Linked DNA regions of Homo sapiens: region 2 is linked to region 1. Evidence: chromatin loops called from intact Hi-C (ENCODE). Cell type or tissue: PC-3. All regions are shown on one strand. Links, peaks and the distances in the headings refer to the core of each region. The heading gives the core; the rest is flanking DNA. Region 1 has its middle 38 kb from the start of LINC01910. Region 2 has its middle 37 kb from the start of RTTN.

Region 1 (5,386 bases), core at 170-5,169:
GTGAAAGATGCACCTTCTCTTTGATTTAAAGCATGTATTCACACACACACACACACACACACACATTTTAGAAGAGACCTACATGATTCCCATGTTTTCATTTATTCTAACAGCATTCACTGAATGCCAATGACATCCTGAACACCTTTCAGCTTTATGACTATATTAATCCTTTCTTGCACTGCTATAAAGAAATAGCTGAGACTGGGTGATTTATAAAGAAAAGAGGTTTAATTGGCTCACAGTTCTGCAGACTCTAGGAAGCAGTGTCTTCTGCCTCTGGGGAAGCCTCAGAAAACTTACAATCATGGCGGAAGGCAAAGGGGGAGCAAGCATTTCGCATGGTGGGGCAGGAGGGAGAGAGAGGGAGGGGAGGTGCCACACACTTTTAAATGACCAGATCTCACCGGAACGCACTCACTCTCAGGAGAACAGCACCAAAGGGGAAATTCACACCCATAAGTCAATCACCTCCCATTAGGCCCAGCCTCCAACATTGGGGATTACAAGTAAACATGAGATTAGGGTGGGGACACAGATCCAAACCAAATCAATGACTCTGCGTGTCATTCAACACCTCCACATCTCAGGTTCCTTCTCTGTAAAATAGGGTTACAAATTGTGCCAGCCTTGTAGGACCACAGTGATTGTTAAGTTAGTTAAGGTTTCCAAAGTGCTTAGAATAGTCTCACATGTGGTATGCAACATCTATTTTGTGGGCTGGGGAAGCTGGCAAGGACTTCACAGAGGAGGAGATGCTAGAAAGACTTGGATTGGGGAGGGAGCACGAGGTACTATCCTGAATCATGGGCAAACCGGTTGAGCGAAGCTTGGAGGCAGGAAGGAAGAAAGCTTGTGATAGTAACCCTAATTAAACCAGCCTGCCTGCCGTGAATGGTTCTTACTAGAATCCCCAGGAGAGAAGGTGAGGGCCAGATTTTGAACAAAGCAAAGCCTGGATTCTACCTCTAAACCACATATTCAAGTTAATCTTAAAAATGACAGTTCATGTTTTTCAAAAGGATTTTATGGTTAAACAAGTTTGGAAAACAGGGTTAAATAAAGACTAACAGGTTTCTTTCAAGCAGGATTTCCCCCAATGACCTTAATCTGCTAACACACTGCCAGAGGGGACCCACAGGCAGCAGTTCCCAAAATAGAGGACAGAATCCTCTGGCTTCAGAGCATCTCCCAGGAAAACTGTTCCGAGGTGCACACTCCTGCAAATGAAGCTTGTATTATCTATATTTTCTGCATTCTTGATGCTCTGGCATCTGGGGCCTTGCTGACAGGGGACAGACTGCCTCTCTGGGGGCTTGACAATTCTTAGAGATAGCAAACAACTCACCTGGGAGCCCATCCTTCATATGGAAACTAACAATCCAGAGCCAACACCCACCACATCTTCCACCTGGCACACATACCCCGGAGACAATGTTCATCTGCGCTCATCATCCAAGAGCCAGGTACCGGACAACTAGGGACAGCCTCTCTAGCCCAGAACCCACTGAAATTATTCAGGCTTACCAATCCTAAGCCTGCCTAGCCTTGCCTTTCCTGTGGAAGCCACAATAAAACTTCCTGCCCACACTCTGCCCCACCTCTCTCCTGCCTCCCGACACACCCTGGTGCTTCCTCGTGGGGCCCAGCAGGACACTTGCCCCCTCCTCTTGGGAACTGTTAGTAACAAACTGTCTTTTCCATACCAATCATCTCCCAACCTGTTGGCCTTACCATAGCTCAGTAACAATAAAACTACAATTTAAAATACTGGTGTTGGCAAGAAAGGACTTTCAAAGACGTTTAAGCAAAAGAGTAACATCATTATGTTTTAGAAATATTCATCTCACACATCCTCTCTATACTACATTTTGAATTCTCAGAGCATTGTTAGAGCCCCAGGAAGCCCAATACCAAACTGAAATGTTAATGGAGAGACACAGAGGGGTCTGGGAAGCCTGAACCCCCACATATATGGGAGAAGTCCTGCTAAATGTGATGAGACTTTGGGAGTACAGCATGTCTGAAAGAGGGCTGTCCCGTTAACCCACCTTGGATACCCTGTAGCCAGCTGTAGTTTCTCCACTGTGTTTAGGTGATTCTAGAGGTCAGAGGTCATCAGAACTTGTGATTCACCTGCAGCTTTGCAAATGGAGGTACCCCAAGGACTTGCAAGACAAATCCTACCTCTGAGCACTTCATTGCCTCATTTTTCTTATCAGCAATCTAAGGAGGTTGAGGTTGACTCACTTTGTAAAATACCTTCTGGCTCTGAAATTCTGTGATTCCTATTTTCTCTACAGAGCTACTAATTCCAGCAAATTTTATAATCCTATAAAAATCACTCTAAGTCACAAATATCAGGATTGCTGTAAAACTTTTCTATGTCCTTTTGTTCTTTTCTATGTGATGCCAGTTCTCCAAAGGGCACTTCTCTTTTGTGAGTTACAATTACCCCTACTATTTATTGTGAGCCAATTAAAATAAATACTGTACTTTGGAAAAGGAAATGTACTTTTTTTCCTACACCCATGCCAACCTTCATTCCACACCTTGCCCCATCATTTAATCAACTGTGATTTTTATCTACAGTTGGAAAAGACATCAGGGAATTAATGACTCACCGCCCAACCAGAGCTCTTTTAGGTCAAGAGGGCACAGGCTGCGGCCCCCCCTCCTCCCCCATGCAAAAGAGCACTTGGCAGAACCCTGAATGGGAACTGCAGTGAAAAAAAATAAGGAAATGAATCACTGGGCTTGACCAAGACTTACTAGCTCTGTCTCCAAATGAAGAAACAATGACAAAACTGCTGGTTGTCTGATAAACAAATTAGAGCCAAGAGTGGGAGACAGAAAGATTTTAGCTGTTATCTTCTAAAGGGAGAAGTTTGCAACCTGCTGGAAGGTGCTTCTCTGGACTTCCATGAAAACCAGCTGTCTGTCATTTGATCTCTGTGTGGATCTCAGGTTTCTCATATATAAAATGTCAGTTTGGAGACAAATGGTATTTCAAATTAAATGTCTTCTTTAGTCATTAAATGTGGAGCTCGATACTGAATCCTTTGACCATGCTCTTTTTTCAATACAGAAGATAGATGCCCAGGTATTACCGGATTGTAACAAAGCTACCAAAGAAGTATGATCATTGCTTAAAGAAATATTTGTGCAAAGCGGGGAAAATAGCCTTACAGTCAGGAGCATTAATCCCACCTAAGCCAGCCAAAATTAGAATGCTTGACAGCACAATTTGAAGGAGAAGGAAATGAGCAAAGAAGATGACGACTGACATTTAGGTTGGCCAGTGGGTTATTAGTCATAATAAAGAAAGGCAAAAACAATAATAAAGTAGAAAAGATTTGCCCCATTAGTCAGCAGTGTAAAGAAGCAGGTGTAAATGATAGCACTGAACATTGGAAGATGTGGACCATGCCGGAGAAATTGTCCCTGCGGAAGCATTCAACTGTTGTAGTCAAACAATGTTGTAATTATTCTTACACTCTTGTAGGCCCATCACTATATATATTTATTCAATATTTATTTATTGAACATCTACTTATATATAACTACCTTAATCACTTTAGTACCTATGGAGACGAATAATTTCTGCATTTAAGAACTTTTCTGGCTAGGCATGGTGGCTCATGCCTGTAATCTCAGCACTTTGGGGGGCTAAGGTGGATCGCCTGAGGTCAGGAGTTCAAGACCAGCCTGGCCAACATGGAGAAACCCCGTCTCTACGAAAAATACAAAAATTAACTGGGCGTGGTGGCGGGCACCTGTAATCCCAGCTACTCGGGAGGCTAAGGCAGAAGAATTGCTTGAACATGGGAGGCAGAGGTTGCAGTGAGCCGAGGTCATGCCACTGCACTCCAGCCTGGGTGAAAGAGTGAGACTCTGTCTCAAAAGAAAAAAAAAAGAACTTTTCTGTTACGTAAGGGCAACAGCTAATGATAACCCACTATAAGTACTATTGCACTGATAAATAAAAAGAACAATGAGCAAAAATATTCTTACCAAAAATCTTATGCTCAAGGTGAGATTAAAGCTTGCTTCAAAGAACGGATAAGATTTTAACAGGCATGTTGAGAGGAAAACTATTCTAGGAAGATTAAACAGAAAGAGCAAAGGTATTCCTTAAAATGGTTTACAAAACCCTTCCAAAGTTGACCCCACCACTCACAGTGCCTCATTGTCTGTAATCCCAGCACTTTGGGAGGCTAAGGTGGGAGGACTGCTTGAGCCTGGGAGGTCGAGGCTACAGTGAGCCATAATCTCACCACTGTACTTCAGCCTGGGTGGCAGAACAAGAATCTGTCTCAGACACACAAAAAAAGCTGATCCCCACTTAAATTTCCTGCTTATAATTCTCCCCACTCACCAAACTTCCTGCATCCTCCTATTTGTCATGTTTTCTGAAACCTCAGGACCAGAAACAGTTTTTTCCTAAACTTCTATACCTAGAAAACTCCTGATTTCCACTAGAATAGAAAGTAATTATTTCAGGCTTTGAAGACTATGCGGTCTGACTCACAACTATTCAATTTTGCTGTTATGCTGTGAAAATAGCCATGAACAATATTTAAATGAATGAGCAGGCCGTGTTGCAATATAACTTTATTTACAAAAACAGGAAGAGGATTGGATTTGGCCCACAGGTCATAGTTTGCTAACCCCTGCTATGGTGCAACATCACTCTCTCCTGGAAGGGAATGATGTTTTTAGTCCCAAGAAATATATGGAATGCAACTGTCTCATGTACTATTGGTTGTTTAATTGAAATTCAAATTTAACTGAGCGTCCTGTGTTCTATCTGGCAATCCTAATAAATGTCCATCAGAACTTCCTGTCTTCATAACAGCAATGCCAAAAATCCTAAGCGCTCAATTTCTGGTAAAACGTGTGTCTCTCGCTTTTCTCCAGCGGACGTTTCCCCCATCCCTTCATCTTCAATTCCCATTCCCCCAGACTCTCTCCCCTCTACAAGTTTGTTAATTGTTTTTAGAGAATGAGAAAGTAATTTTCATTTCTTTAATGAGTGTTTAAAGAATTAAGGAACGTTTGTCATGGCAGATACAGAAAATAACAGTCTCAAGATTCTCTCATTCCCTGGGTTTTATACCGTTGTATTAATCTAAAAGCTACCCATTTCATCATCTCCTTTTAATTCTCCCTGATGATTCAGGAGCTGTACTGCCTGTGGTTGGATTTGCTGCGATAACTTATCTCCATAGGACAGGAATTTATGAACTGGTTGCATTTAGATTGGAGCTGTTTTCAAGAGTCTCCTGAGCTGACCTTTTAGAGTAAACCTCTAATCTCCAATGCAGAATTAAAGACTCTGCTTCTTATGAAAGAAATCACAGGCACCAGCTACTCTTGAAGAATG
Region 2 (5,386 bases), core at 204-5,203, 180 kb after region 1:
CTCTCTGTCGGTTGAGTGTGGGGTGGGAGGCGGGGTGGGCCACGGGTAGTTTAGGAAAAGGCAACATTTGAGCAGAAACAGGGATGTAAGTTTTTACCTTGGGCTGTGGTCTTAGGCTTTTTGGCTTGAGTATGGGACTTTGCCAGGGACTCACCTTTTTCTGCCTAGAATTTCTCTGCTGCCTGTCCCTATCCGAAGGAGTACACTCTAAAACAATAATAAAAAAAAAGTATAGTAAATACATAAACAAGTAATGGTCCTTTATTGTCATTATCAAGTATTATGTACTATTCATAATTGTACATGTTATGCTTTTGTACAACCGGCAGCACAGTAGGTTTACACCAGCGTCACCACAAACATGATTAATGCATTGCACTATGACATTAGGACAGCTATGACATCATTAGGCTACAGGAATTTTTCAGCCCCATTATAATCTTATGGGACACCCTGTACTACATCCATTGCTCACCAAAATGTGGTTATGTAATGCATAACTGTACATTCAATTGTTAACAGGATTTAACTCTAGGAAATGGTTGTGGGGTAAAAGAAAGAAACAAAGAACTTCTAATTTTTAATTTTTACAATTCTCTACTCTTCCCCTGAATGACCGTATATAACTTTATAATGTTTCTCACAAACAGCTCCCGGTGTAATTCTGATGCTCAGCTAGACTTGGAATCACTGGCTACTGTCTATTTCTGTGTTCCTCTCTCAGCAGAATATTGGAATTAAAATGATAGCGAAGACTGAATGGCCAAATGATAGGAATTCTACAGAAGTCTTCCTGTATGAGGTTGTGGGAACATGGGTGGTGCACAAAGAAAATGGTCAGCTTGGATTGTTTTTCATTTAATGCATTTTTGGTACAAAAATGTCTCAGTTTTTGTTGTTGCTTGTTTGTTTGACATAGGGTCTCCCTCTGTCACCCAACTTCAAGGACAGTGGCTGGATCACAGCTCACTGCACCCTCGAACACCCTGGCCCAAGCGATCCTCCTGCCTCAACCTCCACAGTAGCTGGGAATACAAGTACATGCTACCACACCCAGTTTATTTTTTAATTTTTAGTAGAGACAGGCTGGTCTTGAATTCTTGGGCTCAAGTGATCCTTCCGCCTCAGCCTCCCAAAGTGCTGGGATTACAGGCATAAGCCACTGTGCCCATCCTGAGTATTTGTTTTATAGAGTACTGTGGACATCCAATAGATATTGATAATTATATCAATACTTTACCTGTGAATCCAAACAAGTAGGACTACATATGGTGCAATATGGCTTTAAGTTAAATAAATGATATTGTCTTAAATGTACCCCCATACTTAAAATAGCCATATGAAAAAATACTGATCTATATTGTTTCTTTTTCATACACACACATACATTACAGAATTTGTTTGTAAAAGCAAAGCACTAATTACCTAACCACCTCAACACAATGACTATTTAAAAATATTTATTTATATTAGATCTCAAAACAAATCTTCTATTGTTCATGTAAGTAAATTTTCTTGAGTTTTTGTCCGATTTTTATAATTCTGAAAACTAGTAATACATTTCACTTTTCTGTACACAGATATTTTTATAAACTGCAATATGTTTGAAAGTATTTTTTCCATTAAATAAAAGAGTAGTATTATGTTTCGAAGTGTCTGCTGTTACTGTTTCCACCCACTAAAAAAACATTCCATTGCTACTGAAAAAAAGTCACTTTTTTCCCTCAAAACGTTGTCAGAAATTCATGCGATAGTCTTTTCTTTTTCTTTTCTTTCTTTCTTTTTTTTTTTTAAATTCTTTGCTAGGGCAAAGGGGAGGGAATATTATGTTGTAGATCATGGCCTTATGTACCCTTGTAGTTAAATTTTGAGAAAAAATAGTTTTGAGTAAACAAACAACTAAAGCATCAACTATTTTATTTGTAACCACAGTTTTAAATCGTGTGTGGATCTTTTGTTTCTGGCTATGGGAAAGGTAAATAGGGCAGTTCCTCTTACAATCATGAGCCAGATTCCATTACATTTTCCTGCTTGTCCAAATAGCGAACGATGTCGTTTGTTGCTGTTCACTGCTAATTATCAGTCTTTCTACAAATTCAAGTAATTGCATTATTTGGAATTCCATGCTCCTTTAAGCCCCGCCAATGTTTTGTTTTGTATTGTAGTGCTCTGCAAATCTGTATAAAGCAATGTATCATTGTTAAATAGAGAAAAAAAGACCTTTCAGAAAGAATTACCCTGAAACTTTTAATACGACTATTTTTTGTTGTTTGTGCCTGGCTCCAGTCTGAATATCAGCGTAAGCATCACACTAATTTGTGAGTTTTTCCATTGTCGGTGAATGGGGTGCCCTCGGATACTTGAGTTTTTCTAAGCCTTTGCTTTCACTCCAACTGTGGGTCCTGCCACGCCCTAGCAACATTTCAACAACAAAGGCACGCCTCTGAAAAGTATGCAGCACGCTCTGTCACTTTTTCCTCCTTGTACAATCTTACCACTGAGCAAATGATGCGCTTGTTGTTTAAGCAATTGGTAAAGCAATGGTGAATAAACAATAATTTCTTGTTTATTCTAATGAAAGAGTAGTTGTTGAAAATGGCTAGCATGGCTATAAATATTCAAATAGGAGTTGTACGTTGCCAAATACCTTCATTTATTTACTGAACATGCCCTTCAAAGAGATTTTTTTTCTTCTTTTTTTTTAATTATACTTAAGTTCTGGGATACATGTGCAGACTATGCAGGTTTCTTACATAGGTATACATGTGCCATGGTGGTTTGTCTCACCCATTAACCCATCATCTACATTAGGTATTTCTCCTAATGCTATGCCTCCCTTTGCCCTCCACCCCCCGACAGGCCCCAGTGTGTGATGTTCCCCTCCCTGTGCCCATATGTTCTCATTGTTCAACTCCCGCTTATGAGTGAGAACATGCAGTGTTTGGTTTTCTGTTCCTGTGTTAGTTTGCTGAGAATGATGGTTTCCAGCTTCATCTATGTCCCTGCAAAGGACATGAACTCATTCTTTTTTATGGCTGCATAGTATTCCATGGTGTATATGTGCCACATTTTCTTTATCCAGTCTATCCTTGATGGGCATTTGCACTGGTTCCAAGACTTTGCTATTGTGAATAGTGCTGCAGTAAAAATACGTGTGCATGTGTCTTTATAGTGGAATGATTTATAATCCTTTGGGTATATACTCAGTAATTGGATTGCTGGGTCAAATAGTATTTCTAGTTCTAGATCCTTGAAGAATTGCCACACTGTCTTCCACAATGATTGAACTAATTTACACTCCCACCAACAGTGTAAAAGTGTTGCTGGAGTGCAGTGGTGTGATCTCAGCTCACTGCAACCTCCGCCTTCTGGTTTCAAGTGATTCTCCTGCCTCAGCCTCCCGAGTAGCTGGAATTACAGGTGTCCGCCACCACATCCAGCTAACTTTTATATTTTTAGTAGAGATGGGGTTTCGCCACGTTGACCAGGCTGGTCTCAAACTCCTGACCTCGTGACCCACCTGCCTCAGCCTCCCAAAGTGCTGGGATTACAGACATGAGCCACCATACCCGGCTGCTTTTTTGTGACAGGATCTCACTCTGTCACCAGGCTGGAGTGCAGTGGCATGATCACAGCTCACTGCAGCCTTGACCACCTCGACCTCCTGAGCTCAATCCATCCTTTTGCCTCAGCCTTCCAAGTAGCTTGGACTACAGATTAGCTAAGCCACCACACTTAGGTAACTTTTAATAGAGACAGGGTCTCCCTGTGTTTCCCACGCTGGTCTTGAACTCCTGGGCTCCAGTGCCCGGCCTGTATCCTGACTTTTTAATGATTGACATTCTAACTGACGTGAGATGGTATCTCACTGTGGTTTTGATTTGCATTTCTCTAATGACCAGTGATGATGAAAGTCTTCCTTTGAAAAGTGTCTGTTCATATCCTTTGCCCACCTTTTGATGGGGTTGTTTTTTTCTTGTAAATTTGTTTAAGTTCCTTGTAGATTCTGGATATTAGCCCTTTGTCAGAAGGATAGATTGCAAACATTTTCTCCCATTCTGTAGGTTGCCTGTTCACCCTGATGATAGTTTCTTTTGCTGTGCAGAAGCTCTTTAGTTTAGTTAGATCCCATTTTTCATTTTTGGCTTTTGTTGCCATTGCTTTTGGTGTTTTAGTAATGAAGTCTTTGTCCATGCCTATATCCTGAATGGTATTGCCCAGGTTTTCTTCTAGGGTTTTTATGGTTTTATGTCTTACATTTAAATCTTTAATTCATCTTGACTTAATTTTTGTATAAGGTGTAAGGAAGGGGTCCAGTTTTAGTTTTCTGCATATGGCTAGCCAGTTTTCCCAACACCATTTATTAAATAGGGAATCCTTTCCCCATTGCTTGTTTTTGTCAGGTTTGTCAAAGATCAGATGGTTGTAGATGTGTGGTGTTATTTCTGAGCCCTCTGTTCTGTTCCATTGGTCTATATATCTGTTTTGGTACCAGTACCAAGCTGTTTTGGATACTATAGCCTTGTAGTATAGTTTGAAGTCAGGTAGCATGATGCCTCCAGCTTCTATATTTTTGCTTAGGATTGTCTTGGCTATACGGGCTCTTTTTTGGTTCCATATGAAATTTAAAGTAGTTTTTTCTAATTCTGTGAAGAAAGTCAATGGTAGCTTTATGGGAATAGCATTTAATCTAAAAATTACTTTGGGCAGTATGACCATTTTCATGATATTGATTCTTCCTATCCATGAACATGGAATGTTTTTCCATTTGCTTGTGTCCTCTCTTATTTCTTTAAGCAGTGGTTTGTAGTTCTCCTTGAAGAGGTCCTTCACATCCCTTGTAAGCTGGATTCCTAGGTATTTTATTCTCTTCATAGCAATTGTGAATGGGAGTTCACTCATGATTTGGCTCTCTGTGTATTTGTGTATAGGAATGCTTGTGATTTTTGCACATTGATTTTGTATCCTGAGACTTTGCTGAAGGTGCTTGTCAGCTTACGTTTTGGGGCTGAGATGATGGGGTTTTCTAAATATACAATCATGTCATCTACAAACAGGGATAATTTGACTTCCTCTCTTCCTATTTGAACACACTTTATTTCTTATCTTGCCTGATTGCCCTTCCAATTCTATGTTGAATAGGAGTGGTGAGAGAGGGCATCCTTGTCTTGGGCTGGTTTTCAAAGGGAATGCTTCCAGTTTTTGCCCATTCAGTATGATATTGTCTGTGGGTTTGTCATAAATAGCTCTTATAATTTTGAGATACGCTCCATCAATACTTGGTTTATTGAAAGTTTTTAGAATGAAGGGGTGTTGAATTTTGTCGAAGGCCTTTTCTGCATCTATTGAGATAATCACGTGGTTTTTGTCATTGATTCTGTTTATG

The links. Hi-C counts contacts between places; a loop is a spot of excess contacts. Peaks named below come from ENCODE experiments on the same cell type or tissue, not always from the same donor. Only the 100,000 strongest peaks of a DNase experiment are listed, where the experiment ranks them.
Region 2: a loop joins it to region 1, with 5 times the contacts of the local background. A loop is called at or near these places in 2 of 110 quality-filtered maps.

Annotation. Positions count from the first base shown.
Region 1 is chr18:70,419,575-70,424,960 of GRCh38, reverse strand. No RefSeq gene overlaps it. Among named protein-coding and RNA genes, the nearest start is that of LINC01910, 38 kb to the right of the region's middle. In PC-3, for the core only: no CTCF peak of the experiment used is centred there; DNase peaks (open chromatin) are centred at 800, 2,250, 2,680 and 3,280; H3K4me3 peaks cover 1,735 bases; H3K27ac peaks cover 4,861 bases.
Region 2 is chr18:70,240,325-70,245,710 of GRCh38, reverse strand. No RefSeq gene overlaps it. Among named protein-coding and RNA genes, the nearest start is that of RTTN, 37 kb to the right of the region's middle. In PC-3, for the core only: no CTCF peak of the experiment used is centred there; DNase peaks (open chromatin) are centred at 1,970 and 2,440; H3K4me3 peaks cover 1,257 bases; H3K27ac peaks cover 2,774 bases.